Linked DNA regions of Homo sapiens: region 2 is linked to region 1. The links are chromatin loops, found by intact Hi-C in ENCODE. Cell type or tissue: A673. All regions are shown on one strand. Links, peaks and the distances in the headings refer to the core of each region. The heading gives the core; the rest is flanking DNA. Region 1 has its middle 330 kb from the start of LINC01648. Region 2 has its middle 74 kb from the start of LINC01648.

Region 1 (16,087 bases), core at 3,265-11,264:
AGGATGGTCTCAATCTCCTGACCTTGTGATCCACCTGCCTCAGCCTCTCAAAGTGCTGGGATTACAGGCGTGAGCCACTGCACCCGGCCACAACCAGATTTTTAAATGGACAAAGGACTTGAATAGACATTTCTTCAAAGGAGATATACAAATAGCCAATAAGCATGCGAAAAGACACTCAACATCACTAATTAAGGAAATGCAAATCAAAATCACAGGGAGACACCACCCACATCCATTAGGATGCCTACTATCAAAAACAAAACAAAACAGAATACAACAAGTGATGGTGAGGATGTGGAGAAATTGGAACCTTGTGCACTGTTGGTGGGAATGTAAAATAATGCAGCCCCTGTGGAAACAGTATGGCAGTTATTCAAAAATTAAAAATAGAATTAGTATATGATTCAGCTATTTTACTTCCTTATATAAATCCAAAAGAAGTGGAGATTGGGTTTTAAACAGATACATGTATATCCATATAGTTTTAGTTGGGGATCTCCAGAGAGACAGAACTGATGATAGGAGACATAAAGAGAGATATGAGAAGACATATTAGAGGAACTGGCTTACTCCATTATGGAGGCTGAGCAGCCCACCATAGGCCATGTGCAAGCTGGAGAACCAGGGAAGCCAGTAGTGTGGCTCAGCTCAATCTGAAGGCCTCAGAACCAGGGAAGCCAATGGACTCTCAGTCCAAGGCCAAAGGCCTGAAAGCCTCTCAGGGAGTTGCTGGTGTGGAGTTCAAAGATCGGAGAACTTGCAGCTCTGATGTCCAAGGATAGGAGAAGGGTAGAAGAAGCAAGACTTTGCCCTTCCCCTGCCTGTTTGCTGCATCAAGACCCTCAGCTGAATGAATGGTGCCTGTCCACATTGAGGGCGGGCCTTCCCCACTCAGTCCACTGACTCATACACCAATCACCTCACAGACACACCTGGAGCAGCCCAATCATTTCAATCAAATGCCAAACCACCTGGGTTTCCCTTAGAGCACAAGACAGATGGGCTCAGCACCCCCGAATTCCACCCAAAGCAGAAGTCCTTTCCCAGGGTTCTGGTGCAAAGCAACCCTCCAGGGGTGGGCATTTGGGAATAATTAATGCTTATATGTAAAATGGGTAACCGTCTGGGTATCCCTTAACCCAGTCAAGCTGACATCCCAAATCAACCATCACACATATTCACAGCAGCATTACTCACAATAGCCAGAAGGTGGAAGCAACTCAAGTGTCTGCCCATAGATGGATGAATGGATAAACAAAATTTGGCATGTACACACAATGGAATATTATTCAACCTAAAATAGGAAAGAAATTCTGACACAAACTACAAGATGAATGAAACTTGAGGACATTATAAGCAAAATAAGACAGCCACAAAAAGACAGATAGTATATGATTCCACTTCCATGAGGTACCTAGATGGAGTCAAATTCATAGAAACAGAGAGAAGAATGGTGGTTGCCAAGGTCTTGGGGGAGCAGAGAATGGGGAGTTAGTGTTTAATGGGTACAGAGTTTCAGTTTGGGAAGATGAAAAATTCTGGAGATGGTGGTGGTGATGGCTGTATAACAACATGAGTGTTCTTAATACTACTGAACTGTACATTTAAAAAAGGTTAAGATGGTATATTTCATTACATGTATTTTACTATAATTAATAATTTTTACTAATATATATGACAAAAGATGTATGTCCTAAAGCTTCTAGAACCACAAGACTATGATGGAGACACAACATTGAACAATCCAGAACTCTCAGACTAGCCAGGTCTCCTAGATTTTAACTCTCATCCTTTACTTGGAGAGGGAAACTAAAGCTCAGAGAGGCTGTGTGAGCTCCCTGAGGTTGCACAGCAGGTTAGGAGGAAAGTCAGACTCACACCTTGCCCCTTGCTCGTTCTCTCGATTCTGCACCTAGTTCCCCAGACACTGTCTCAAGTGGCTTCCAGAAAACATTTACCAGGACCCACATTTACATCAACACTCATGACTCCTGCACCAAGACCCAGAGGGCTCCAGGGCAGTCATTCTGGCTTGGTATTTGAGGACCCCTTCCCATGGTGCTCTGCATACTCCCAGGACCCTTCACTACCCCTGGACCCTGAAAACCTGGGCACCTCCTCTCCCCTTCATTTCCTATCAAGACCTCGTTTTATATCCCAGGCCTTCCTCCCCATCTGCCATATGCGACGCTTCCTTCGGCACATCCTCTGCATCCCACAGCTGCCTGCCACACTCTGGCGGAGAGGCAAGGCTGTGGGCTCACACGGGGGTTGAGGGCCCCCGTGATCACCCTCAGCCAGTGACAGCACACTGCAAGTGGACACCCAGGAGCAGCCTCAGCCACCAGGCCCTAGGAGGAGGGTGACACCTTTCAAGGAATCATGACTCTTTAGTGGCCACTGCCTTCCCATTCACCCACCCCTCCTTCTTAGCACAGATTACAGCCTCCACCTTGATGACTGTGATCTGATGAGGCTCTTCCTCTCTCCCCAAAATGTTGGAAAGGATGATGATCTGTGGGTCAGAGTCCTTGGTTCTACTGTTTACAGGCTATGAGACCCCAGGCAATCAAGTCCCCTCTCCAAGCCTCGGTTTCCTCATCTGTAAAATGGTGACACAAGTAATGAATCCTAGTGTGTATAACATTGGAATAGAATTATCAAGCAAAGTCCCAGACTCTTAGAAAGGGCTCAATAAGTGTTCACAATAAAGGTTTCTTCTCTCCTTCTTTCATTTCAGTGAACTAGGAAGAGCGTAAGTTTTGACATCAGGAAGTGCTGGGCATGAATCTTTGATCCACGACTTAGCGGCTATATGAACTTGGACAAGTTGCTTAACTTCTCTGAACTTGTTTCCTCTTTTGTTAAAACAAACAAAAACGGGTTCTCCTCTCATTGAGTTGTTTCATTGAATATTAAATGAGTTACAGCAAGCCAAGAGCCAGCAAGCCAGCACAGTGCCCAGTACATAGTAGGTGCTCAACACATGCCACCTAATCCCTCCCACCAGGTCCCCCTCCCTGCATCCTCTGCACAGACAAGCTGGGTCAATACCACATAAAACACCACATTGACCCCACTTGGCCTTTCTCTTCTGTTCCTGCCCCGCTGGCCACGCTGAATAGATTTCACGGCAGAAATGACTGTTTTTGCAGAAACTGATTGTGATGAAGCCTGAACACAATGATTCAGAGACCACAGGAAGTCGCTGCCAACACAGGCACTTACAGGAACAATGTCTATGGGGGAGCCTCCTGGAATCTTGGGGCAGGGAAGAACCTTCTCTGTCTTTAGGTCCCATGCCATGAAGTCCTGAGTGGGCTTCTGAAGCAGTGACCCTCTCAAGGGTCATCTCATGCTTAGCTCCCTGCAAGAACAGGGGAGGTAAAGAATATGGCTGGGGTCTCAGACAGACCCAGACTCCAGACCCAGCCCCTCCACCTACTTCCTGAGAGGACTTGGGTAAATCTTTTACCTTCTGGGGCACAACGTCCTTGCATTTCATAGCACTATGAATGACAGCCACGTCTGGGTTGTGGTGAGAACCAGATGGCTCAGCTCATAGAACATGCTCAGGGCCTGGCACCCATAGGTGTTAATAAACGGTAACAATTACTATTGAGATTTAAGTCCAGCATTCCTCCATTACTAGCTGTGTGGCCATGGGTCATCCCTCATATGTTCTGAGACTCTGCTTTACAATCTCAAAAAAGGGATGAACAGGCCGGGCGCGGTGGCTCACACCTGTAATCCCAGCACTTTGGGAGGCCGAGGCGGGTGGATCATGAGGTCAGGAGATCGAGACCATCCTGGCTAACAAGGTGAAACCCCGTCTCTACTAAAAATACAAAAAATTAGCCGGGCGCGGTGGCGGGCGCCTGTAGTCCCAGCTACTCGGGAGGCTGAGGCAGGAGAATGGCGTGAACCCGGGAAGCGGAGCTTGCAGTGAGCCGAGATTGCGCCACTGCACTCCAGCCTGGCGGACAGAGCGAGACTCCGTCTCAAAAAAAAAAAAAAAAAAAAAAAAAGGGATGAACATTCTTACCCCACAAGGCAATGGGACCTAAACCGCCTTGTACAGGGCTTGGCACATAGTAAGTGCTCACCATATGAGCAGTCCCTCTTCCTCCTTTCTCCCCTCTTCCTCCTGAGGCAGCCTATTATACCTGCTGGACATCTTTGAATTACAGAGAGTTCTAGAATTTATCCTTATTGGTCCTTAGCCTATGAAGTAGAAAAGAAACCAGCCAACTAGAATTGAGTCACAGATACCTAGGTGAGATGGTGTTTCCAGAGGGAAGAAGTGATCTCTGGGGTCAAATGCCGCTGAGAAGCCAAAGGCCACAAGGACAGAGACATGTCCACAAGGAGGAGGCATAGGAAGGGTATTTGTAACCTTGACAAGACAGAAATCAGACTGTAGTAGGCAAGAAATGATGGCAGTGGGGAGGAAGAAGATGGAGCCAGCTTCTGCAGGTAACTGGTTCAAGTGGAAGGGGGCACAGAAATCCACTTAGTTGGCTTCATAGAGTCAATGTAGTATGGGCAAGAAGAGAGAGGCTGGAGTTCCAAGTGCTAGCAGAAGGCAAGGCCTCTGCAGGGGCAGAAAAGTGTGTTCCAGGGTGTCTGGGGAGGGTGGTGGAGAAGGTAGGCCTGACTCGATGCGCTGACTGCACCTGTAGAGGCTTCCCCACCCCCAGACTTTCCCTCCCCATTCCATCGTGTTCCTTCTTTTCTTCCAAAAACCAGCTCAAAAGTTTCCTCCTTGAGCATGTTCTTCCTGAGCCACCTCCCTTCAGCCTTGCCTGGCAGCCCGGTGAGGACAGGAGCATGAGGTTTGGAAATAGTTCTAGACTAAATCTCCTTTCTCCCTTCACTAGTAATGAGCCCTTACTCAAGTCCCTTGACAAGTTCCAGTTTTCTTGTCTGTAGAATGGGGCAGCCCCCAGGCTCCTTTTCAAGATCAAATGAAAAATCAAGTGGAAAAAGAGCTCTGCAAACAGCAAACTAGTGCCTGAGCACTGGCTAATGGCTCCACCTGTCTCCCTTTGCGGTGTCCCTTCTGCAAGCTGGAGTGTGATTTGTGTTTTCCTTCCTATGTTTCATGATCGCCTTCCATGCAGAAACTGGCACCTAAGAACTGCTCAGACAGCAGGAGGGCCATGGAATGAGCTCACCACGTGAAAGCAGCTAGCTTACCCTACCGGATGGGGCACACATCTTAGGCTGTGCTGAGATTCAAAGAGTCACTATAGCCACACAGTTGGGGCATGCTGGGGCAAGCAAAGACTTGAACCTAAGCTTTTGGTACCCATGCTCTTTGTGATATTGGGAAATCCAGGCACAGCTTTTGAAAGGTGAAATTTCAGCATCCGGGCAGCCAGGGGAGGCAGCTGTTTCGTGGCTCTGCCTCGGCCCCCTCCAACAGGCCCATCCCAGTTGCTGAAAGATCCAGCATAGTTTTAGTTAAGATTCTGAGCCCAGGAGGGAAGCAGGAAATGATTCATTTTCTCCCTCAGCCAACGTACACAAAGGTACATTATTAATATTTACTCGGGGGCTTCTCCAAGGACCACAACAGCAAATCATAGGAGAGGAGGAAATGGAAGATGAGCTTCACTAGGTCTGCCAGCTGCCTACATGTGGGGTGAAGGGGCCCTGCCGACCATGCTACCTGGCACAGCCCCCACCAGTGCTGGGCCTAGACGGGGCCTTGAGGTTCATTCTCTCCAACCCAGAGAGGGAAGGGGACTCACCCACAGTGACTCAGCAAGGTCACCACAGAGGAGGGAACAGAATCTGGGAATGTGGAGGGATGGACCAAGCTGTGAGCCTCAGGGCCCTCGTCTGCAAAATGAGGAAATAAACACTGCCCAGGCAGTTTTGAAGGAAGATGTAAAAGAACGACCCACAGCATCTGGCCAAGAACAGGGGCTCCACAAATAACATCAACGTGAGTGCTAATGAGGACATCGGTGACAGGGCCTGCCCCCATTTCCCAGCCTGCTTTGCAATAGCCCCGGGCACCCCTTCCTGGGAAAGCATCCCTCTCCCCAGGCTGGGCTGGGCTAATGAAAACCAGGCTGAGAGAGTATCAGTTACTCTGCACAGGAAATGGTCCCTCTTCGTCTTTCTAAGATCTCCTTTCACAGGGGCCAGGCAGTAGCCGTCTGCACCCTGCTGTTCTCCAGAAGACCAAGCCCTACTCAGGCTCAGCAGCCACCCTTGCCCCTTTCTGTGGCCCACTCTGTGTCATCGTCTGAGGAATGGGGCCCAGATGTGGTTTTTTTCCACCTGGCAGACACCTGCTGACAGCTTCTGTCGCTTGGCGGCTGTAATTGCAGTGCTCTCTCCCCTTTATGCCCTGCTAGGCACAGACTCCATCTGCCTCTGCCAGGGAGTTTATTAAATAGTTTATTAAATCTCTCTGCTTTTGCTTGCAAACTGTCTCTTTTAGAGATGAAAAAATACCGAGACCCAAAGAGCTAAAGTGAATTTCCTGAAGGCCCCACAGCTAGAAAAAGACTGAGCTGGGAGTTTGTGGGTGACTCTGATTCTGGCTGGTGCCCCCACCCCTGCTCCAAGTCCCTTCTGAGTTCCCACTGCATCTGCAAAACCAGATCCTTACACAAAAGCCCCTCTCCCCTGCAGCTGAGCAGATACTGTCACTTGTGACTCAAGCAGCCCTGATTCCCATGAGGAAGAGCAACTTCCTGATGCTCAGAGATGCCCAGAGCCAGATGGGCTCTGACCTCAGAAGGCAGATCACTGAGGTCCTTGGGAGGGCAGGAAACCTGCAGTGCTGGGGCCCAGGCCCTGAACCCTGGTGGCTGGGGTGTTCTGGGGCCTCTCTCCTAATTAACCTCCTCTCCGCTGTGTTTTCTCCCTCCTGCTCCACGTCCCTTTCTTCCTCATCTCCCAAACCCAGCCCCTCCTGGGATCATCCATTCATCCCTCAGGCATCATGTATAGTCCACTTGTGGCTGTTCATCCACTGGGCTGGCCACACTGGGAACGCAGAGAGGGACAAGACCGTGTCCCTGTCCTCAGGAAGCCTCCAGTCTGGCTGGAGAAACAGACACAGAATCAATCACAGCCCAGCCTGGCCACTGCTGATGGGGGAAGATGCGCGAGGGGCTGGCGAGCTAGGGGCAGGCAAGGCCCTGGACATGGAGACAGGGAGGACTTCTGGGAGGAGGTGGTGTCTGCGCTGAGACCTGAAGGAGAAGTGGGGGAGCCAGGGGAAGGCGCTCGCTAGGGGGGAGAAGGTTACTGTGGGTGGCAGCAGCCAGGCACAGGCACGGCACTGGCAGAGAAAGGGGGAGCCTGGCACCCTTGGAAATGGTAGGCAGCTCTGCGTAGCCAGAGCAGGGTGGGGAGGAGGAAGAGGAGGGTGGGGAGGTGCAGAAAGATGGGGCTGGGGTCCACCTGGGTCAGACCACAGAGGGCGTAGGGAGGGCTACAGGAGGAAGTGACCTCTGTAAGCATCGGGGAGAGGGTGTTCCAAGAGGATCTGGGCTCCTCAGATCCCCCAAATGGTGGGGAGGGGAGAAGGCTTCTATCTTCCTCCCTCCCTCTGGCCTTCTGTGTCTCTCTCTCCCACCCCCATCTTTCCCCCTCTCTGTGTCCCTCCTTCTCTCCCCCGTCCCCCCTCCCTCCTCCCCTCCCCTCTCTTCCCCTCCCCTCCCTCTCCTCTCCTGCCTCCCCTCCCCTCCCCTCCCCTCCCCTCTCCTCCCCTCCCCTCTCTTCCCCTCCCCTCCCCTCTCTTCCCCTCCCCTCCCCTCCCCTCCCCTCCCCTCTCTTCCCCTCCCCTCCCCTCTCTTCCCCTCCCCTCCCCTCTCCTCCCCTCCCCTCTCTTCCCCTCCCCTCTCCTCCCCTCCCCTCCCCTCTCCTCCTCTCCTCTCCTCTCCTTCCCTTATACTCCCCTTTCCCCCATTTCTCTCCCTCCCTCCTTCCCTCCCCACTCCCCTCCTCTCTGCAGACCCCTCCCCACCTCCTCCCGGCCCCGCCCAGCCGCGCTAGTGCGGCCCTGCGCCGCCACCTTCAGGCCGTGGCCGGGAGCGGTGCGGCACCCCCAACAACACCCACAAGGAGGAGGTGCGGGCCCGGGTCCCGCCCTAGAGGTGGTGGAGGTCCCGCCCCGACCGTCCTGGGGCCGCCCCTCCCCGCAGCCTGGGCTCTGCCTGCTCTGCGCCCACGCTGGCATCAGCCCCAGCTGGCTCCGTCTCCACTAACGACCCTAATTACCAGCCAAGCTCGGCTCCCCAGGGCCCAGGCGCCAGAACTGATGACTTTAATAACAGAATCCCTTCCCTTTCACGGCCTGCTCCGGGGACCACCGGCCTGAGGATGCAGCGATCTCTGCTGTCCTGGGAGGGCGGGCCACATGGGGGTTCTACACCGTCTTACACATGGGGAAGGGGCTCGGCCTGGCCAATATGGTGAAACCCCGTCTCTACTACAAGTACAAAAATTAGCCGGGCATGGTGGCACATGCCTGTAATCCCAGCTACTCAGGAGGCTGAGGCAGGAGAATCACTTGAACCCGGGAGGCGGAGATTGCAGTGAGCTGAGATAGCGCCACTGCACTCCAGCCTGGGCGGCAGAACAAGGCTCTACCTCCAGAAAAAGAAAAAGAGAAAGAAAAAGAAAAGAAAAGAAAGATAGTAGTTACAAAGATGAACGATCCTTTATCACAAACCCTTGTAGTACAGCACATCTCCCCATGATGTTTTATCTTCTATACAAATAAGCATTGTACCTAGGTTGGGCACGTTCCTCCTCTTACCTTCGGGAACACCCTGCTGTGCCTATGGAGCAGCTACTGTTTATTCTTTTACTTGCCTAATAAACTTGCTTTTCTTTACTCTGTGGACTCTCCCAATTTTTTCTTGTGTGAGGTCCAAGAATCCTCTCTTAGGGTCTGGATCAGGACCCCTATCCCTTAACAAAATGACAGTGGGGTGACAGTTTTCACGCTGGGTGATTGGAGCTATGACACTGGCCTGTGACAATTCCTGTGGGAGCCCAGAGAAGGTGCTGGCACACCGGGCGGGGGGGGGGGGGCTTCCAGAAGGGTGAGGGAGGGGGCTCTGAACTGGCTTCACAGAGTGGGTGGCATCTGAGCAGGTTCATCCAGATGGAGTAAGAGTTTGCAGGGGAAAGATGATGGGAAGGGCATTCCAGGCAGGGGAGAGGTACCCAGAGGTGTGGAATCTGGAAAGAGCAGAGGCTTTCAGAGATAGGGAGTTTTGTGTGGCTGAAGACGGAGGGGAAACCGGTGGGTTAGGCTGGGGGAGCATCAGAGGTCAGATGAGGAAAGGTATCGGGGACCTTCTTCACCAGGCATGAGGGAGACGAGGTAGAAAGTAATCGTAACATTAACAGCCACAGCTAACCCTCACTGAGGGCTTCCCATCTGCCAGGAACATCCTGAACACTCTAGACACTTCGTTCACTGATCTTAAGGGGAAGGCACATTATCACTGCCTCTATTTTATGGAGACAAACAGGCAGCAAGAGGTTAAGTCTCTTGACCTAAGTCATTGGTGAGGGAGGAGGCCAGGGTGCCATCTTGGTCTTGGGCTGATGGTGCCATTCGGACACCCACTCACTCAGAGAAGAAATACCTACTGCAAGCCTGCTCAGACTTTCTCCCTGCCCTCAGGTAGCTGACACTTCAGTGTAGATGGATGATTCCTGGGAAGCCATGTAAACACACAGCTAAAGAAGATCATTTCAGGCAGTAAGAAATACCATGAGAAAAACCCAACAGGGAGAGGAGTCAAGGGACTAGGGTGTGGGTCCAAAGGAAGAACTCCTCCCATAGGCTCAACTTCTAGGACATACCTGGCAGCCCTTCCCCTCTAAGGACCTCCCTTCCCCTCCTGGACACTGTGGGGGCTGCAAGGAGAGTTTCTGATGGCCCACCTCTGGGAAAATGCTTCTCAAGACCCCTCTTCTTTCTCGCTAGTCTCCTTCTGCTTCAAGCACTGGCTTCCAACCATCTCCCTTGGGGATACCTCAGGTTAACGGCCAAGAAAAGCAACGTTTTTGGCTTCCCCTGCCAAAGGCCAGGGGTGGGAAGGGACATCTCTGACCCTTGGAAACATAGCCTTGACTTCTCTCTTCATGGGAGAGTAAGGAAGAGTTTCCCTACCTTATGCTGTTTGGTTTCCCACAGGTAGTCCCATGCTACCTATAAAATATTAGACACAGAGAATCTTAGAGCAATCAAGCCTTAGATCCTCAGACTTAGCATCAAATTATAGACTCTGAGACTCTTAGAATCATGGAATGTTAGAAATCGAACACGTTAAATGGCATGATAAAATTATGGAAGTTTTAGAATTAAAAAACAAGATCTTGAAAGTCTCAGAACCCTAGGATTTTAGAATTTGGAGTTGAAAGGAACTCCTGGCTCCATCATTAACAGCTGATGTCTTTGAGCATTGATTTATTCTCTGTGCCTCAGTTTCCTTTCTGTTAAAAGGGAATAATAACAATTTGTGACTGACAGCGTTGCTATGAAGAGTCAATGAGTTATTATATGTGGAGAGCTGAGCCCAGTGCCAGGCACTCAGTGAGCTGTGAGCTGTACTAATGCTCTTACAACTAATCTAATTCACCTTCCTTTGTAATACGGTTTAACTGGTTACCCACCCCTCCACCCACCTAGCTTCTGTGTAGGAGGCCATGCAACTTAGACTAGATTCCCTCCTAATATGAGATGTTTATTTCCATTGGAAGCAACCTTTATCATTCCAAAACCTGCTGTCCTGTCACTTCCTGCCTCTCTTGTCCCAGTACTGTCCTCTATAGGCAGAGACTCCCTCTCCTCAATGGCTACACAGCCATTGGGAGCTCAGCCTGCTCAGCCTCTCCTCCTAGATGGCCAGGTGGAGGTGGTGCAATTTGTCTGGAAGCCTCCCCCATCCCCATTCTCTTTTCTTCTTTTCTCAGTATCCTCTGGCCCTCCCCCAATTCCTAGGTTTCCTAGGAGCTCCAATATCCTGCTTTCCACAGACAAAAGCATCCATTAATCCCCCTGAGGTCAGAGGGGCTGTGCACTTTGCAAAGGAAGCCTGCAGAAAAAGGCATCATTCAACCTAAAGCCTCAGTGTAGGTGGATGATCCCTGGGAAGCCATGTAAACACACAGCTGAAGAAGATCATTTCAGGCAGTAAGAAATACCAGGAGAAAAACCCAACAGGGAGAGGGGTCAGAGCTCAGGGGTCACCTGGGGCATGACAGATCATGGGATCTGTCGATGGTGGGAGCTCAGGGGCCAACCCGGGGCATGACAGATCAATGGATTTGAGCAGAGGGAGTTTAGAGTGCCCCTACCCCAGAACGACAGCACCTGAAAGCTGCCCACTTTGCTTGGGTGCTCTCCTTCCTTCCGGGTGCTTGGCATCTCTGAGGGAAGGAACCATCGCCCAGACCGTTGCCCGGGTGAGGCTGCACACACAGATCTGCACTAATGGTCGGATGCAACCTGCAGCAATGACTGAATATCCAGCACCAATAATTCCCCAGCTTTGCCACTAGGGGCTCCAGGAAGGAGCAGCAGCAAGGAAGCTGGACATCTGCAAGGCTCCCATCACTTCCCAAAGGGCACTTTATGGTTGGGCAGAAGAATGGGCATCTTTCTCCCAAATGGCCTTGCAACTGCTAGGGCATACTTGGGCTCTTTCAGTTAAAACACTGGTCTGCGGAGAGAGATATCAATAAGTAGAAATTAGCTTATTTCTGGAAATTGAGTGAGAAGGGAGTCTGGGCTGGTTTTGTGTTTTAAACTATTTCTCTTTTCATCCTACCTCTCTGCCTCTGATGCCAACGCCCTGAGGGCAGAAGTGGAGTTGACAGGACCAGAAGTCTCGAGCCAGGCCCCGGCAGTCAGCAGAGAGACCCAACCAGGCCTGGGGCCTCTGCAATGGCCGAGGACATCAAGCCTAGCCTCAGTGAGGACACCAACAGAGCTGGGCTCTAATGGTGGGAAAGAAGGTGCAGGATGGAGAGAGGCTCAAGAGGGGGAAGAACAACCTATGTTCCAGCCCCTCTTTCCCTGCCCCACACCTCTTTATGCTGCAGGTGCAATCGCTTGTCCCTGCTCCTCAGGCGTGCTGGGCCCCTCCAGACCATGCTCCTTTGCACATGCTGTTCCTCTGCCACGAATGTCCTTCCCAGCCACATACCTCCTCCTCCATGCAGTCTTCTCAAGCTGCTCTCCTCCAACCCCAACTCCACCCCACGCACCCACCTCAAGCTTTATTCTTCTAAGGCCTCTTCCAGCTCCAGGTCTTCATACTCTTAGAAGCTCCTTTCTCCATCAGATCAAACATATCAAGATTGCACATTAAATCAGTGTATGTATATAACTACATAAGAGCCAAGGAGAGCACAAAGTGACAGTTGATGATGTTACATTTTGCAGAGATTTAATTAAACATGTCAATTTGAAGGTTGTATCTTTCTGTTTGTATTTGAATCTCATAACTTTTTTCAGGCCTTAAACATGTTGATAGGGCCGAATGAGCTTTAGTGCCTCTGTAGATGGGGATTCAGATGAGCTCAGCATCCTGGGGTCTTAGAGGTGGCAGAGAGCCCTGAAGTCATCTTTCTACTCTAGATTTTTCAGGGCAAGATGGAGAGTCAGGGACAGAGAGAGGCGAATGTGTCTGAGGTCACAGAGAAGATCATGGTAGGTCCAAGAGAAGGAATTGGGAACACCTGATCCAAGTCCAAGGCCACATCTCCCACAGTTTACTGTGTGGACTGGGGCCAAGGACTTTTGGCCTGGCCTACCCTCTAAAGTGGACCCGAGAATCAAACCAAATCCAAATATTGCAGTAGCTGCTGTGTTCTGGGTGGTCCCCATGCATGAGCCCTGATGCTAAGCAGTGTGTGTGTCTTTCCCCATTTCTCCCTCTCAACTTTCAGTGAGGCAGGTGCCATTATTGTCTGTCTCTCCTTGCAGAGAAGACCACTCGGTGAGGCTCAGAGAAGAGAAAAGACCAGCCAAAAAAAAAACCCTGCCGGGCACATGGCAGAGCTAGGAGTCCATCCCAGACAGTGTAGGGCTAGAGCCTCCAAGCCACCCCTGTTCTATGAGCCCCAGGCAGAGAGAAAAGGAGGGAAGGTGGTGGGAGGGGAGAGGAGAGAGGCTCCTTCCCTTGGATGTCTGGGGGAGATCCAGGCCATGGTCTGGCACATGCCGCAGCACATCCTGTGGGTTCATGTGTTCAGATGGCCTGACCCTCTACAGGGAGCATCATGGCATGGGCTTGAACATGCCAGATACGCCTTAGCCCTGAGCAAGCCCTCTGTCCCCAGGGTCCCAGGGAAGGCAAACTGCTCCACAGACCTAGCTGAGTGCAGCAAAAACAGGACAGCAGAAGGGATAACACCATCAGATGGACCTGGGCTGAATCCCAGCGCCACCATGTCCTGACGGCTGAAACGTGGGCAAAGCTCTGCCTTCCCTGAGCCCCAGCTTCTGAATCTGCAAAACGGACACAGTGTCTAACCACCACCTTGTAGTATTGTTGGGGACTTGAAGTAAAATGAGATAGAGGAGGAAACTGGTGCTCAGAGATGTTAAGACAGGTGCCCGGGGCTCACACAACTGGTAAGCTGTGAAGCCGGAATGCAGGCTTTACTGTCCTCTGTTCTAGTCTTCGCTCCCCAACTTACAAGCCATAGGACCAGTGAATTTACCTTCTTTTTTTGAGATGGAATCTCGCTCTGTCGCCCAGGCTGGAGTGCGGTGGCGCGATCTCGGCTCACTGCAACTTCTGCCTCCCAGGTTCAAGCAATTCTCCTGCCTCAGCCTCCTGAGTAGCTGGGATTACAGGCATGCACCACCATGCCCAGCTAATTTTGTATTTTTTAGTAGAGATGAGGTTTCACTACATTGGCCAGGCTGGTCTCGAACTCCTCACCTCGTGATCCGCCCACCTCAGCCTCCCAAAGTGCTGGGATTACAGGTGTGAGCCACTGCGCCCAACTTGATTTTACCTTCTAAGCCTCAGTTTTCTCATCTGTGAAATGTAGATAATGATACTGTCTTGCAGGTTTTCCTTTGGTATTTGCAATCTTGTGTTTAAATTGTCTGGTACCCAGTAACATCCATGACCTGGTAGTTAAAATGATGGTGATGATGGTGATGATAATAAACAGGTTGGATTGAGCAGAATTAATAGGGAGAAGAGAGTTGATTAAGGGAATTCCTGTCCCCACCAGGAGAAGGAATAGGCTGATTATCTACTGATGCTCCCACTGCCCATCCCTCTTCTTCCTCCTACCCCTCACCACCAGCTCCAGGAAGCTTATGAGGGACACTTGTGGGGAGGGCAGCTACTTCCCCTGTGAACTTTGGCTGCTATTCTTCCTCACAAAGAAGATTCATCAGTCATTACAGGCATGAGAAGTATGACTGGTTCTGCTCTCCATGGAAGTGGGGGCTGGAGAGATGAGAACAGGGAGGGTGAGGTAGGTATGGGCAGTTGGATGGCAGGTGGGGCTTGGCTTGTTAGTGGGTGACCCTGCAGCAGTCCTGCTGTGAGCACAGGCTCTTTCCCAATCTAATTAGCATTGCTGAGAATTCAACTACACAGCCCTGAAGTGAGTTTGCTTCCCCAAGAGCATTCCAGAACGAATACTGATTAAATATGAAACAGTTCCTCCCTTCAGGGCTAAGTCTAGAAGGCACAAATCAGAAATGGGAGCTGTAATTATTAGCTCTGATTTTAAGTAATAGAATAGAATAGAATACAATAGAATAGAATAGAATAGAATAGAATAGAATAGAATAGAATAGAATAGAATAGGAGGATAGAATCCAATCTTCCCATCCCACAAGTAAAAACAACCAACAATATTCCGAGTTATTTCTGCTCTATTTAAAGGAGCATGAGCTTTTTTATTCTTTGCTCCTTCCCATTGTTATCTTTCTGCTTTTTCATCCGGGTGATTTGCTGTGTACCTACTATGTGCCCGGCATATATGGATGCAAGGGTAAGAAATAAACAAGTCAGACTAGGTGCCCGCTCTTCTGGGGCTCACAGTCAAGAGGGGGATGTGACCTTTTAAAAAAAAAGTCCCAACAGATTAGTGCAACTCACCTGAGGATGGGCCAAGTATGCCATGCACAGGAGGATGCTGAGAGGGACTAACTCAACTACGGGATGGTTGAGTGTCTTAGGAGCTGATATTTAAATTGAGGACTGAATGGCTTTTGCACTTGTTCCCTCTGCCTGGAATGCTCCTCCTCAGACATCCACAGGGCTCCCCACTTAACCTCCTTTAAGTCTGCAAAAACATTTGTGTTAACCGCAACTCCCCACATTCCTGGGCCCCTTCCCTGCTTTATTTTTCTCCATTGCACTTGTCCTTGTGTTACCAATACATTTAATCTAGATGTTTATTGCCCATCTCTGCCTATTAGAAGATAAGTTTTCTGAGGCCAGAAATTGTTGTTTCTCTCTGTTCTATACCCAGTACCTGGCACAGAGCAGGGACTCATTCAATATATGTTGAATGACTGAATGACATCATTAGTCATGCTTTGCTTTGTTCTGTTTCTTAAGAGACAAGGTCTCACTTTGTAGCCCAGGCAGGAGTCATGCTATGGAGCACAGACCTTATCCTTAGAGCAAAGAGGGGCGATCCCAGGATCTTAAGGAGGTATGTGGCCAAGCTGGTTTAGAAAGATCTTGCTGCATGAATTGCAGGAGACGAGAGGCTAGGAGGTCCCACAGGAGTGTGCTGAAGGAGGTGTGGACCAGTGTTGTGATGGGGGAGATGCCTGGAAGGGAATGGAAGGAGGAATAAAAAAAAAAGATGATACCCTGGGGGGTCTTAGCACCCAAAGGGCGCCGTGGGTTTTGAGAATGTGGTTCAGGGGATCCAGAGTTAAAGCCCAAGTTCTCGACATTGGTGAGCAGCCAGGAAGGGAGGTGGCAGAGTGGCCGCCAGGGCACAGAGGGGTTCAGATGTAGTCAGACTGCAACGGAGCAGCCTGTGGCCATCCAGACCCCACCACAGAGCCCGGAGATAACCAACAGGATGAGGACTGAGCCAG
Region 2 (16,087 bases), core at 4,737-12,736, 400 kb before region 1:
CTCTGAGGAGAGGGTCTTGGGGAGCCTGTTCCAGGAAGACCTTGACCCTCCTGGTGGAGAAATCCAGGCCTGAGTCCTAAAGATTTGGGGGCAGCAAACTGTGGGCTGTGCCTCCCTCCCTGCATGCTATTCCTCTCCAGTGTGTTCTTCAGGACCCAGATTGGGCTCCCCCTCCTTCAGGAAGCCCTCCCTGATGCCTCCAGCCCATGCTGGCCTCTTCCTTTCGTAACTCCTGACCCAAGCTCTGCAGGGCAGTGTAGGGCTAGGGAGGAGCATGGACCTTAGTGGCAGAGGCTGGGGTTTGAGCTTCCTCTGGCCTACCAGAATGTTTGATCTTGGGCAAATCGTTTGACTTCTCTGAGACTCCATTTCCTCCAGATAGAATGATGTATTTGAATTCACTCGTTCATACAAGCATGCACGCATGCATTCTGTGGTAACGGAAATTAAGGCAGAGTTTAGTTAAGGCACAGTGGGAATGTGAGGAATGATGTTCTGGCTCAGCTCCCCTCCAAGGACACCTGCCCTCGGTGTCCTCAGCAGAGTGGCCACCCTTCTGGGCATCCTGGGGCCCACCTGATGACACATGTTCAGGAAGCTGGATCCCTGGAAGAATGTGGGGATTCTGGGATCTCTGCTCCCCTGGGGAGATACCAGGCAGTCCCCTCTTGACCTCCTCCTGAGAGCCCAGGATGCAGTGGATGGAGCACTGGCCTGGGAGTCACAGGGCTCTGGCTTCAGACCATGCTTTTCCCCACTGCAGCCCCCCAGGCGGGCCACCGGCCACCTGTAAGTCCCTGTGTCTGTGCCTCTACAGTGGGGCTAATAACACTTGGGTACTGGCTATGGATTTACGATGTGCCAGTCACAAAGTTGAATTCTTATCCCAGTGACTCCTCACCACGGTCCTGTGAGCTGGGTCACTCCGCAGATGAGAAACCCCAGCTCCAAGGAGGAGACATGGTTTGCCCAAGACCACACAGCTGGTAAATGGCAGAGTATCAAAATCTCACATGTACTCCGTAAATACGTACAAATATTATGAATCAATAGAAAATTTAGGACAAAGAGCCAGGATTTCAGTGCCGCCTCCTCCAATGGGCTCATCCATTCTGTGTGGACACATTGTGTAAACCTCGGTGGACATGTGTGGAGTTACTGTTACTGTCCTTCCACGCCAGTGTCCACTGGCCAGGGGAACAGGGTCCCAGTCCTCATCTCTGCAGCTCTGAGCCCATTTCCGATATCTCCTGGGGTTGGTGTTTCTGCACAGAAATGCAACCACCTCCCTGAGCCCTGCTGTCCTCCTCCAAGGGCCCAGTGGGCAGATGCTGCTGCTGATGGGGAAAAAGTTGATCCTTCAGCAAGTTTTAATTCCCAGAGCCATGGTCCCCATTAGGCTGTCTGCAGCTTGTGTGCAGTGGGTGGGAAGCAGAGAGGGAGAAATGGCCAGGCTCATTCATTCTTTTTCCCTTCATTGCCCAAATGTTTACCTGGCATCTATTATATGTCAGGTACTATGTTTTCTGGTGGTGGCTACAGAGCAGAACTGGGACTCATTCATTGGTTTACGGGTGACAGAAAGACATCTCAAACTGACCCAAACAGAAAAAGAAATGCATTGGTTCATGAAACTGGAACATCTGGGAGACTGCTGGCTTCAAGTGTGCCTTGATCCAGGGGCTCAAGCAGTTGTACCTAGTCTGTGCAGGCAGGTGTACAGTAGAAAGCAAAACAGACAAGGGTCGCTATCTTCTGAGGCTCATGTTCTGTCTGCCCTGACCATCTCTCTTTTTCTATTTTACTCCATCTTTCAGAGATTTGTCTATCTGTGTCGGCTTTCTTTTTAGACAGTCTCCTCCTACAATGGGCACCTGCAATGCCAGTCTTATATTCTACCAGCTTAGCAACCATAAGGAAAGGAAAGAAAGAGCCTCTTTTATGCTATTTTCTGCAAGTCCAAGGGCAAACTCTGATTGGATTAACCTGGATCACATGCCCATCTCTGAGCCAATCACTAAATTCAGTGGAATGGAAGTCACTGATTGGCCAGGCCTGAGACACATGTTTATCCTTAGCGCCAGTGCTGCAGGGCTGGGCTCTGTCCTGGTCAAAGAACCTAGACAAAGAGTATGTGGTAGGCGAGAGGCACAGTTTCCAAAGGAAAAGTTAAAGAATGTTAGATGTGGTGAGAGGATCGTGAGCAGGTAAACACAATGTTATTGTTCAGAGTGAACCTAATTCCTGCCTCTTGCTTGGCAGCTGGGCTGGGATGGCCAAACTCAACTGGACTTATGTGGGTGACCCTGAGGAATCTCCACAATCGGAGGGAGATGATTCACCTGCAATCTAGCACCGCCCCTGGGCTCTGACATCCTGGCTTAGGTGACCATACCTGACTTCAGTCCACCTCAGCTGACCCGGTCTCCATCTGAGGGGTGAGGGTGGGCAGAGCTGTCCTGATGCTGCTGGGCCCACAGAGTGCATGCTGGCTCAACTACTTCCTGGCTGTGAGACCCTGAGTAAGTTTCCCAATTTCTCTGAGTCTCGGTATCCTCATCTATAAAATGGGAATGATTAAACTGACCTTGTAGCAGGTAGGGTTGCTGTGAAAGCTAATGACAACACCTGTGACTCCCCTAGCCTCAGCACACAGTAGATACTAACTGGTCTTACTGTTTTACGAAGAGCTCTGGAGAAGGAGGCTGGTGCATAGGAGGCTCCTGATAATTCTTAGCTGTACTCTAATCATGATGACGATGACAATGACCATTAATGCCAGTGATGGTGACATTTGCTGCCCCATTCCCACATCCACTCTCCCGTCATCAGGTGTCAGCCCCTCCTTACTGGTCCATGTCCCCCAAGGCTCTGTCACCAAGGAGGGGCTTCATTCTTTCTCACTGGCTTAGTTGATCCTGTGACCCACATATCAGAGGACGGGCACGTTTGCTTTGGTCAGGACTTCATCTTGCTGAGCTCACACTGGGAACTAAAGCTCCCTGGCCCAGGCCAGCGGTGACCAGCATGAGCTTGTGTCTTTCCGTTTCTGATTGTGATGTTCACAGTTCATAATCTGACCGAGGTTTATTCTCCTTTCTCACCTCCCGAGGAGAGACCATCATAACAGACCTAGCACCAATTTCCTATGACTATCTGGGCACAGCTTTCCCATACAGACTTATGGATTCTTGGACCACCAAAGGAGGGAGGAACTAGGGGATCATCTCGTCCAACCCCCTCATGTACAGCTGGTGAAATTGAGGCCCACTGTGGGTACATGATCTGGCAGGGTTACACAGTACATTGGTGGCAGTGCAGTGGCTAGGACTCACTCTTCTGACCTGCAGCCGATACTCTCCCAGCTCTACCTTAGCCCACGGATTTTAGGCCTGGAGTGCTGGCTGGGCCCAGAATTTCAAGTCTGGGACAGACAAGGGAGGGGCAAATTTAAATAGAAGTTGTCTTAGTCTGTTTGGGCTGCTATAACAAAATACCATAAATTGAGTAGTTTATCAACAACAGAAATGTAATTGTCACAGTTCTGGAGGCTGAAACATCCAGGATCAAAGTGCTGGCAGATTTGGCATCTGGTGGGGGACGGCTTTCTGATGCAGAGATGGCACCTTCTTGCCGTGTCCTGACACGGCTGAAGGGAAGGGACAAGGGAGCTCTCTGAGGTCCCTTTGATAAGAGAGGTAGATGGAGCTGGGCACAGTGGCTCACACCTGTAATCCCAGCACTTTGAGAGGCTGAGGCAGGTGGATCACCTGTGGTAAGGAGTTTGAGACCAGCCTGGCCAACATAGTGAAACCCCGTCTCTACTAAAAATACAAAAATTAGCCAGGTGTGGTAGTGTGCACCTGTAATCCCAGCTCCTCGGGAGGCTGAGGCATGAGACTAGCTTGAAGCCAGGAAGCAGAGGCTGCAGTGAACTGAGATCATGCCATTGCACTCCAGCCTGGGAAACAGCAAGACTCTGTCTCAAAAAAAAAAAAAAAAAAAAAAAGAGAGAGACTGTGAGGCTGTCACTGTGGAGTCCATGTCATAATGGGCTGAAGTTTTCTCAGTGGAGGGGAGATGGGGGTGGGGCCGGCAAGGGCTGCCATGGCACAAACCCCATTCATGAGCGCCATCTCCATGACTTAGTCACCTCTCAAAGGCCCCACCTCCTAATACCATCATCTGGGGGCATGAGATTTCAACATGTGATTTTGGGGGAACACTAACATTCAGACCACAGCAGGAGGTATGGACCTTGGTGGAGAGCAGGAAAATTAAGCTTTGTTAATAAAGACCTCACACTAGGCCCCTGATGCTCTGAAGGGGCCAGTGAATGAGTTTCTCCAGTCCTGACTGGGGCCAATGAACAGGCTTACCCCAATGAATGCCATGGCAGTCTGGGATGAAATTGTGACGGATGGGCTGGGCGCGGTGGCTCATGCCTTTAATCCCAACACTTTGGGAGGCCAAGGCAGGAGGATTGCTTGAGGCCAGGAGTTCGAGACCAGCCTGAGCAACACAGCAAAATCTCCATCTCTACAAAAAATAAAAAAGTTAGTAGGGTGCGATGGTGCACACCTGTGGTCCCAGCTACCTGGAAGCGAGAGTAGGAGAATCTCTTGAACCTAGGACTTCAAGGCTGCAGTAAGCCATGATTGCACCACTGCACTCCAGCCTGGGCTACAGAATGAGACCCTGTCTCTAAAATAATAAATACATAAAATGAAAGAAATTGTGATGGGCTCACAATGAAATTAGAAGAATAAGGTGACTGTAGCTGTAGCTGTCAGTGTCAAGTAGCCATGTGTCCTTTGTTGGAAAGGCCATTTACCATGAAATGTGTTGTTTTTACTTTTGGTTCAACTTTCCCTTTTTAATGAAAGGATTGTGAGAGCCAATTTTAGTTTCTGCTCTGGAACTTTCTTTCTTTTTTTTTGAGACAGAGTTTCACTCTGTCACCCAGGCTGGAGTGCAATGGTATGATCTCGGCTCACTGCAACCTCCGCCTCCTGGGTTCAAGCAATTCTCTGCCTCAGCCTCCCTAGTAGCTGGGATTACAGGTGCACACCACCATGCCCGGCTAATTTTTGTATTTTTAGTAGAGTCGAGGTTTCACCATCTTGGCCAGGCTAGTCTTGAACTCCTGACGTCGTGATCCATCTGCCTGGGCCTCCCAAAGTGCTGGGATTACAGGCATGAGCCACCATGCCCGGCCCTGCTCTGGAACTTTCTTTGCAACCTCTGCAGAGTTTTCTTAATGCAGAACATCTCTAAGTGTTCAGGACACTGTGTTTTGCATGTTGTGTTCCTCAAACGTATTCAGCCATTGTTCTCAAAACACCAGTTACCACCACCCAGAACTTGTGTTCTCCTGGCCTTTAAAAATCAGTGTGATCGGTGAATGAACATTCACAGAATTGGCTGGGCTTTCCTGAGCGTCTGCACCCAGTGTTAGGAGGTGTGAGCCTGCAAGCACGTGCCTACTCTGTTCCTCTGTCATATGTGGTAATAAATCTTTCTGCAGAGGCACAGTGATTTTGGAGTCTCGTCTCCCACATCCCAGCTCATCCAAATCTCTGAAGACAAACCAAATGGGCAGGGGAAACAATATCCCAAGAGATCCATGGGTTTACCAAGTTGCTCTTAGTAATTCACATGTTATCAATTTCATAAGAATGTTTCTCATGCATCTGTGCTGCGGGTCATGGGATCAGGACCTCATGGCTGGAATTTTAGGGAGGCATGAATCTCACTGGTGTCTCTGGAACTCCTGTTCCAGGGGTCTCTGAGGCTTGGGTTTTGTGACAGGTTTGGTGATCACATCATCAAGGAGGTTGAGTCACCCCCACTGTTTCACATAAGAATTGGCCCAAGTCCCTCCCAACCCAGGGTCATCTGGCCTTCCATCACCGCCCTTCAGTTAGCACCCTCTACTCTCTGGATGAAAAGCAGTCATATGACTGGCCCCCTGGGACCTCAACATGCCAACCTCTCTGGCTTCATCCTAGCCCTTGCCCCATTGGTCACCAGCCTTCAGCCACCCACGTCTCCACGCAGTTCCTCCGGAGAAAGAATCATGCTTCTTCTCACCTCTAGGCCTTTGTACATGCTGGTCCTTGACCTGATGTTCCTTCTTCCCATCTCTCCCCACACTTTATCTAGAACACTCTCTCCTTTTGTATCACCACTGAAAAGCCACTTTCTTCCTTCCTCTCCTGCCCCTGACATGATGGGACACAGACCCCTTAATGAAATAGTCAAATCTGTTCTTCATTGTTCGATGTCTGTCTTCCTCCTAGACTGTAAGTTTCCTGAAGTCAGAAATTGCTTCTGTCTTGTTCGCCTGCTGCCTTCTCAGTGTTAAGCCAGGGCCTGACATACAATAGATGCTCAAGGAAGTGTTTGTTGAATAAACACAGGAAAGAATGAGTGAGTGAATGAATTACCTCTATCTGCTCCATTGCTGACGATTTCCAGAGCTCTGCAGGATTTGTAAAGATTCAAACCTCTAAAGAACACAGTCCCAGCTATGGGACCCCCTGCCTGCCTGCCCCTTGTCTTCCCTCCTCTCCTCTCCTTCATGCCTCCACCAGTTCATCATGGCCCAGCCCCAGCAGTCAGTCCTCAGAGGGTGTTGCAGGGAGTCCTTCGTATACACAGAAGTTACAACTCCTTCCTCCCTGGACCTCTGGAGCTTTCTAGGCTGGAAGAGCAAATATTCATCCTCTGCACCCCTTCCCACTCACATCATCCACTTAAAGAAAAAGGAGGCCAGGGCGAGGCAGGCAGATCACGAGGTCAGGAGATCGAGACCATGCTGGCTAACATGGTGAAACCCCGTCTCTACTAAAAAATCCAAAAAAATAGCCGGGCGTGGTGGCGGGCGCCTGTAGTCCCAGCTATTCGGGAGGCTGAGGCAGGAGAATGGCGTGAACCCAGGAGATGGAGCTTGCAGTGAGCCGAGATCGCGCCACTGCACTTCAGCCTGGGCAACGGAGTGAGACTCCATCTCAAAAAAAAAAAAAAAAAGAAAAAGAAAAGAAAAGAAAAAAGAAAAAGGAGGCCAGTCTCCAGGATTCAACTTAGAGCCAGCTGTTTGTGGGGCGAGTAGGTAGGAGTGTGTATTAACACTAACTGAGCATTTACTATGTGTGAAGTACTATTCTAAACCCAGTAAAGGTTTCAAATCATGCAACCCTCTAGAAAACTCTATGAAGTATAAACTATAATTTCCCCTTTATACATGGGGAAACTGAAGCACACAGCAATCAAAGAAGTTGTCATAGTTGGTGCAGTGGACATTTGCACGTGGGCTTCAGGGCCAGGCTCCTGAGCACCGCATTGCAGGGCTTCTTCATGCTGCTTACAATGGTGTCACCAAGAACTGAGCCAGGTGACTCTTTTCCTGGGCCTTTAGGAACATGCAGAGGGCAGGACTCAGTGCCTTGTACTCAGCAACAGGAAGTCAGGGTTGGGGCGTGATGGCACGAGAGCCGGGAGTATGAGGGGGATCTGACATTTAAGGGGATGGTGGAGAGAGCCTAGGAGGGTAGATCAACACCAGAGCAGCAGGTCAGGGCCACAGAAGGGAGAGGCCAGCCAGGGAGATCTCTGGAACCCCAGGCAGGAACATCTGTCTGTCTTGTTTTTTTGGTGCTGCGGTCCCCTGCCCTTTGACCTAGGCTTCTGGAATGTCAGTGGTGGGTCGCAGCCTCCTCTTTGTGGTCCTGCAGGAAATGGAGGAGGCTGGTAGGCTTCCTAGCCTTGGGTAATATGGGGCAGAGAAAGGCCAGTGGTTGCAGGAGGCCAGACACAGTGAGTTTGGAGGATTCAGGTGAGAGCCGGACCTAGGAGCAGCAGGTGCTAAGAACTGGCCACTCCTAGGCATTCTCAGCCAGGAACCCCACGTCTCAGGGGTTTCGGGCTGAGGGCCCGTGATGTGCACATGAAAGCCTGGGCCCCTCAGGAAGCCCTTGGCCCTGGGGACATGGGGGTTCTGCCCTGCATGTACACAAGCTTCTCTTCCAGCCCCACCTCTGACCTCCCCTCCCTTAGCAGCCTCATCCAGGGAAGCGGGAATCAACTCCCCCAGTCGCAGTTTTATTTTCATCCATCTCCACTGAGATATTTGCCCAGCGAATGAAAACACTTGTATTCATCAGAAACTTGGGAGCCAAAACAAATGTTTCCATTTATCTGTCTTCCAGTGCCTCACAGAGCCCCAGAGAGGGGCAGAGCTCAGTGGCTGGAGGAACCGTGGCCATAAGAGGGCGATCTTGCATCAGCAAAATGATGCTGTGCGAGGTCCCGGAGTGTGCGCTTTTCTGGACCTAATCCACCTCCCCCCGCCACTCCCCTCCCCACGGCGATCCCGATTTTTAGGATGACTTCTCTATAGAGTCCAGGCCACCGGCGACAGGAGGACGGATTTGATGAGTCTTCACAAGCCTCTCTGCTTGCTATTATTATTATTATTATTATTATTTTGTGATTATTTTTGTGGAGGGAATGGCTTGGACCCTGACTCATTCTGTCAGCTCGGGCCTTCTCAGTGAAGCTCTTGCCAATCATTGATTGATCAATGTGTTAAAAATAAAAAAAATCTCACCCAGGGCAAGCCACAGACTCGGAGAAAATATTTGCCAAATACATATCTGGTAAAGATATGCCCAGAGCACATAGATAACCCTCAAAACTCAACCATAATAAAACGAAGACCCTAATTATGACAGATTATCCTCTGAGCAGACGCATCACCAATGAAGAGCTAGGGTGAGAAGTAAGCACATGAAAAGATGCTCAACGTCGTTAGTTATCGGGACGGACCAAAGAAAACCACAGCGGGATGTCACTTCACCCGCCCAGGATAAAAGGGCAACTGCCTGCACCAGGGGCTGGAGGGATGAGGAGTGGCTGGGGCTCTTTTCGGGAATGCGGAGTGCAAAGCCACCTTGGGAAACAGCTTGGCAGTTTCTTAGAAAGTTGAACACACGCCACCATATGATCTGGTCATTCTGCTCCAAAGTGTTTACCTGTGAGAGAAGACATATGTCCATGCACACATTTGTGCACAAATGTTCATAGCAGCTTTATTTATAGCCACAAACTGGAAATGATCCAAATACTCATCAACAGGTGCATGGAGGAACAAAATGTGATTCATCCATACAATGAACATTTTTCAGTAATAAAAAGAAAGGAAATGTTGATACATATCACCTAGAGGAATCTCAGTGTAATTATGTGGAGTGGAAGAAGCCAGACAAGTAAGAGAACATAGTGTATGATTCCAGCAGATACAATTCTAGAAAATGAAAACTAACTGATAGTCATGGAAAGCAGATGAATTTTTGTCTGGGGCAGAGGAGGCAGGCATGGTGGTGAGTGATGGGAGGATGGGAGGGGGGCTGACCGAGGGGCAGGGGACTCACCTGGGGGTGATGTGTATGTCTGTTACCTGGACTGTGATGGTGATTTCACGAGTAGGTACATATGTCAAACTCATCAAATCAGTATGTTAAATATATACGGTTTATTGTTGTAACACAATAAAGCTGTTAAAAATTTTTAAAGGTTACTACATCGTGGAGTCCTGAGAGCTTTGAAAGACAAATGCGTTTTGCTCTGTGAAAATGTGCATCACTGGTCCCCAATTTCTCATCCCCTCTCGAGCAACCACCCTTTTCCGTGTAACTTTGCAGTGCTGTGGGCGGGCAACATGTCCTGTCCCTTGGCAGAAAACAGATGGTTCCCCCATATGACTTGCTTCGGGCAATGGGATGTCGGCAGACGTGACGCTGCTGTGACGCACTTGGGCTGGCTCTTGCATCTTACCACTGCTGTGAGAACATGGCTGGACAGCCTTCTGAAGGATGAGAGGCACACGGAGCAGAGCCAAGTTTCTCCCGTCACCCCATCCAAATTCAACTACATCAGCCAAGGTCAGCCAACATCAGCCAGCAATGATGGAACCCCCCAGACATGTAAGTGAATCCAACCAAGAGCAGCAGGGCTGCCTAGCCAACCTACAGCTGACCCCAGAGGAGTGAGCAATAAATGTGTTCTGACGTTAGCCAGTGAGGTTCTCTGGGTTTTGTTAGGCAGTTTTATTGTAGGAATAGGTAACTAATTCAGGCCCTATCAGAACAAACAGTCTGGGTCTATCTGGGAAGACTTCCTGGAGGAGGTAAAGCAAATTGTTTTGTTGTTGTTGTTGTTGTTAAGTAAGTATTTTATTTTACCTATTTTTTAATTTTTTTTATTTCCATAGGTTATTAGGGAACACGTTGGTGTTTAGTTACATGAGTAAGTTCTTTAGTGGTGATTTGTGAGATTTTGGTGTACCCATCACCCAAGCAGTATATACTGCACCCAGTTTGTAGTCTTTTATCCCTCACCCCCTTTCCAAACTTTCCCCCTGAGTCCCCAAAGCCCATTGTGTCATTCTTATGCCTTTGCCTCCCTATAGCTTAGCTCCCACTTGAGTTTTAATAGTGAGTGTGAAGTGGCCAGAGGGATAACAATGGGAGGGCAAAAGAGAAGGATGTACAAAAGTCCATAGGCTTGAGAGAACTTAGTTCAGGAAGCTGGGACCATTGCTCAGTGTGGCCAGAACCAAGGGTGGTCCCTGGAGGGGGATGGGATGGAGAGAGAAACCTGCCCCCATCCTGAGGGTCTTGAATGCGAGGCTAAGGCATTTTTAGAAAATAGGGAGCCATGGCAGGTTTTCAGTGAGGCTGGCCTTCTAGAATGATCATCACATGGCCAGGGCAGAGGGTGGATTAGAGCCAGCAAGAGTTGAAGTTGAGGCTACAGTGCAGGTGAGTGAGAATGATGGCCTAGACCCTGGCTGGGATGGAGACCCCGTGAGAGCCATTTGAGGGACAATGACCCCACAGCGGGTCCAGGTGGCTGGTGCCGCCTTTACAGAATATTCCCCCATTCCCGCCTTGTCTCAACTGGGTCGTGGAACTCGTGGCCTGGGTCAAACATACCCCTCACTGTGGCCAATTAATTTCACCTGGCCATCAATTTGTAAAGATTTACTAATCAGTAAGAGCTGGGCAATATCATGTAAGGCTCCAAGTGCAGAGGGTGCAATGAACTGCACGGGATGCTTGCAAGGTTATTGTATTGATAAGAACCCTGATTTACCTCCTGTGTTATTGTGCGTTACCTGTGACTAAATGCATCCTTTCATAATCAATCCACATTTAATTACCATTACAGATTGATTAAACGGGAAGGATGCACTCGGGTGGCATAAAGGAGGAGGTTTGTATGAAGGTGCAGTCGACATCAATGAATGGGGCTTCAGCTTCCCACTTGCTGCTCTATTAACTCCGGCAAGCTTTGCAGGATCTTTGTAGCCAGGAGAGGGTTGCAAGTTACTGGACTGCTACCTTCTAGCTATGTCTGTGGCTTCAGGCAATTCACAAAACCTCTGTGGGTTGCAGTTTCCTCTTCCTTAAAACGAGGGTAGTAATATCAACAGCAAAAAAGCATGAGCTAGTTCTTTCCTTTCAGACCCGCTGGGAGATAGTCACCCTCCTACCTTGTCCCCACCCCAGCCTAAAGCCTCTGCAGACAAAGGGCTCTTCTCAGTCCCTGGGGCAAGAAAGAGGAACTCTATTCCCTCTTCTGGGCTCCCTGTGGCCCAATCACAAGTCGCACCTTGTAGAGAGTGCAGGACTAGTGCCCTGTATCAAAAACCTGCCTGGAAGACTTAGCTCTTCTACATATAAAAGAATCTCCAAAGATTCATCATCATCTAATATTTATTCCAGAGACTGGAGCATGCAGATAAGGTGAGTGTGTGACGGCAGAAATGCAGAAAAGGTGAGTGTGTGACCGCAGAAATGCAGAAAGAATTGACAGTGTCTAAGCCACAAAGTGCCACACTCACATGGTGTATTGTGGGTTTGGCTGGGGGACCGAGCAAGAGGAAAAAACCCACTCTAAGATGATGGCGTATTCTGATGGGAGTTTCTCCAGTGACAGAGGACACTTCTGAGAATGGCAGCATTTTAGAGCCTCACAGTCATCAAAACCTAGAATCTTATAGTACTGAGTCTTAGAATGTTGACTTTAATAAGATCTCAAATTATAAAACTGAGAGTCAAATGTCAGAATCACAGGATTTCAGGATTTCAGGGACCTCAACCATAGTCTTGCCCAAACACCCGAACAGCATCCAAGTCATTCTAACATGTGGGGGCGAAGCCCTCCAGGCAGAGGGAAGAGCAAGTGCAAAGGCCCTGAGGCAGGAGTGTGTGGGATGTGTTTGAGGAAGAGAAAGACCTTGTTCGACCTCCATGGGCTGCTAAGAGCCCGAGATTTTGGGGCATGTCAGGAATAAGGAGAGGATGCTCCCCACAGGGCTGGGCAATTTGAGGGCAGGTGCCCAGTACACAGTGGGTGCTGATTAAAAGCCTGCAACATTCAGTTCAGGGCCCTACATGGTCAGAGAGATCCTGACATTGGGAGAGATGCCTGGGTGTGAGGAGCCTGACTGGGAGCCAGGTCGGGGAGGGTAGGGAAGGGTCCTGAGGTGTTTCCTTTTGGAGAAGAGAAGGGGGCGCCTTCCAGGGGCCGTTGGTGTAAGGTTTGGGCTGCACATGGAGGCCCCAGGTGTGGCCCCAGATCATAAGGAGGTGGGTCTGGCCAAGTGGATGGGAAGATTGCCAAGTCACACAGACCCAAACTCAAGGCCAGGCAAGGTCAAGGACCCCTTGTGTGGCCCTGGGCTACAGGGGGCACCAAGAGAGTAGAGGACAGCCTGACAAAGGGGCTCGGGATTGTTCAGGATTTACTTCTGTGACACGTGAACAAGCTCAGAGAGTACCTGCCAGAGGCTGGGGCAATGCCAGCATCCTGGGGATGCTTTTGAAGGACAGTGCTCATCTAAATGTGGACATTCTGGGAGGCTTCATTTTGGCCAGTAACCTCAGGGTCATGCTGCAGAGAAACACCACGGGAGGCAGAGGTGGGAGGGCTAAGGGGTGGGGGAGCATGGAGTCAGGAGAGGCTTTGGAGAGGCGAGGAGAGGGTCACCGAGGGACATGTGTATGTGGGCCTCTAGAGGATTCAGAGAACACTAATAAATGTCCACTAACTAAGCACCTCGTCTACTGTGTGCCAGTTTATGAATGCATCCACTTGCAACTTTTCATACCTACTATGTGTCTGGCCCCATGCTGTGACTTGAAAAGACAGCTGGGATTGAGACAGATGTGGCCCATACCTTCATGGGGCTGTTGCTTGGGTGAAGTAGATGGAGGCAAAAACCCTTCAATAAACAAACAGTGAAACTGATAGAATGAGGTGTGTGCCACAAAGAAAACCAGAAAGGGCCAATATAGAACTTTGCCTCCTCACTGAATCCTCCAAAGCATCCTGTATTTACAAGATCCTATTATAAGCCCATTTTACAGCTGAGAAATCTGAGGCCCAGAGAGGTGAGTAACTTGTTCCACGCCCATGGCTGGAAAGCAGCAGAGGCAGGATCTAAGCCTGCAACCAGCAGACACAACAGACTGGCTGGTCAGCCCCACCTCACGCCTCTCCCTGAGGACATGGTGTTGTCAGTGGTGTTGGGAACCCGCCATCCACCAGGGGGACCACAGAGCAGGCGCTGCCCCGTGCTAAAGGGGCTTTAGAGTCAGCGGAACCTGGGTCTGAATTCTGCCTCCTTCACTTGCTTGCTGTATGATTCTGAGTGTGTTTACGGCATTTCCCTGTGTCTCAGTTTCCTCCTCTGTAAAACGGGAGTGATGACCTCTATCTTGGAGGGCTGTTGCAGGGATCAAATATGAGAAAGATGTAAAGTGTTTCTAGTCAGTGTTGAAAATGCTTTTCAGACACATGGGGCAGGAGTGTTAAAAGATGTGCTTCATGTATTTGAAAAAGGCCTATGTTCCCCCTCTCTCTGTCTCTCATTGCTTTCAGAAGCTCTTTCCTTAACCACACACGGGGTGGAAAGAACGCCTTGTCCAGAAGCCGAAGGACACTGAGGCTCTAAACTCCTGCTGTGTGGGCTGCAGCAGGCCACTGCTCTTCTCTGACCCTCAGTTTCTTCATCTGTAAAACTGGAACATGATGCCCCACTGGAAGGCTATCGTGAGGGCTGGACACGGCGATGTAAATTGAGGGCCAAGCGTGGAGCCGGCATAGAGTGGACACTAAAATACACCAGGCTGTTTCATTTGGCAAAAGGGGTTCAATTCTGTCTTTTAAACTCATGCACTTTGGCATATTTGGCTTCTAAATATGCAGTGAGGCAGGAAGAGCAATGAGTCTGGAAGCCAGAGATTCTCGTGCATCCATTCTCTCCTCTGTCTCAGCTTTGCATTGTACCTTGGGTGAGCCATTGCACCTCCCTGACCCTCTGTGTCTTCATCTACCAGACAGAAAAAATTACACTTACTCCTAAACCATAATGTTTGGCAAGACCCAGTGAACCTCACAAAGCACCCCCAAAAGGCAGGCAGGATGAGGAGTTCTCCCTGTTGAGCTGTGTGAGCTGCCCAGATTGATATGCCTAGAAGGCACCCCATTTGGAAGTAAACACAGGCTCCATTTAAGGATGCACGGAAGGTTGGAACACTTTATTCCTGAACACATTTATGTAAAATTAATTGCATCACCTGTTCTCTGCATCTTCTAATTGCAAAACCAATTAACTTTAAAATGCTCAGCACAGTGTGGCCAAGGGAAGGGAAGGCAAAGACCAGGCTGGCTTTGCAAACTCTGTGCCATTTGTAGTGGCCACAGTGGCCCTAGGAAGTCCCAGCCATTCCCATCTGCTGGCCGAGGAGGCCCTGTGGGATGCTGGGAGACTCTAGGAGATGAGCAAGACCCTCAGAGTCTGGGGCTGGAAACTTCCTAGCACAAGTGAGCTGAGTGGTCATGGGCCAGGTGATGGAGTGGACATTCCCCAGTGGTGGCCAGAATGACCCAATATCAACTGCCCCTCCACCCAGCACCCCCATTCCCTTTACCCTGTATTTTGTTCCCCTCTGCCATTTTCACTGCCCGACTGGCTGTGTAGCTATTTGTTTATCATGTTTCTCCTCAGTAAAATGTTGACTCCACAAAGACATGTCTATTGCACCTCCTGCTGTGTGCCTGGGACCTAGAACAGTGCCTGGCACATAGTAGGTGCTCAGACAAATGAATGAATGAATGAATGAATGAATGAATGAATGAATGAATGAACTAATGGACTTCAGCTCATTGTGAGATGGGATTTTCACAGAATTGAAATGGTCCCTGGTGGGATGAACCGTCTTAAGGCAAAGGGTGTTCACTCCACCCCTGCAGCCATTTGCGAGCCGTTAGGTTGAGGGAACACAGGCACTGGCTGAGGGGATATATTTGTTCTTAAAACCTTTTACCAGGCCCCACGTATGCACCCCTTTCTGTCTGCTCTGCCCAGAGATTTTAGGCTCCTCTCTCTCAGGGGAAGGGAGTGATTTGGTATCAATCAACCTTGAGCTCAGCTCATGTTTCTTAACTAGCTGGTTAACAGCTTACTTCTTTGTGACTCAACTTTCTCATTTCCTGAGACTTTCAGGGCTGCAAAGAATGGGGAGAAAATATGCTTTGTAAAGGAAAAATGCACACACACAGCGTTCATTGACTTCCCCCCGGTTTCCAGCGTCTGTGAATGCACACGGTACCAGCTAACAGCCACCAGAAGGGGTCTGGCTGCAACCGAGATTGTGCTGGGAAAGAGGCCCGGGCAGCAGTCTCCAGTAGCCAAAGCACCGGCATGGCCATATTAAAGCATTCGGTTCCAAGCCCCTCCAGGAGGGAGGTGTGGGCAACAAGGGGCAGCAGTGAGTGGGCAGGTGCGGAGAATCGTGTACTAATCCCCCCTCCTCCTTCCAGGAAGCCTCACTCCTCTGCTCGGGCTGCTGTACCACATTTCAGAGACTATCTTGATCTCTCAACACAAGCAGCCGATGAGATATTCACACATTCAGGGTGGGGAGGATGAGATCCAGGTGGCCTTATGTGATTCCTTTTCAGTGTGTGAATGGGCACATTGGCCTGGATAGAGAGCCTGCCAGCCCCGCTGCTG

What was found. Peaks named below come from ENCODE experiments on the same cell type or tissue, not always from the same donor. Only the 100,000 strongest peaks of a DNase experiment are listed, where the experiment ranks them.
Region 2: it touches region 1 in a loop (9-fold over the local background); 8 of 110 quality-filtered maps call a loop at or near these places.

Annotation. Positions count from the first base shown.
Region 1 is chr1:29,699,193-29,715,279 of GRCh38, reverse strand. No RefSeq gene overlaps it. Among named protein-coding and RNA genes, the nearest start is that of LINC01648, 330 kb to the left of the region's middle. RefSeq lists enhancers at 5,219-5,318, 5,204-5,797, 4,888-6,087, 5,798-6,392, 7,768-8,268 and 1 more and a silencer at 7,953-8,282. In A673, for the core only: a CTCF peak has its summit at 8,068 (motif pointing left); DNase peaks (open chromatin) are centred at 5,379, 6,069, 6,659, 8,139 and 1 weaker place; H3K27ac peaks cover 3,751 bases.
Region 2 is chr1:30,103,833-30,119,919 of GRCh38, reverse strand. No RefSeq gene overlaps it. Among named protein-coding and RNA genes, the nearest start is that of LINC01648, 74 kb to the right of the region's middle. RefSeq lists an enhancer at 12,731-13,232. In A673, for the core only: a CTCF peak has its summit at 8,243 (motif pointing right); a DNase peak (open chromatin) is centred at 8,269; H3K27ac peaks cover 348 bases.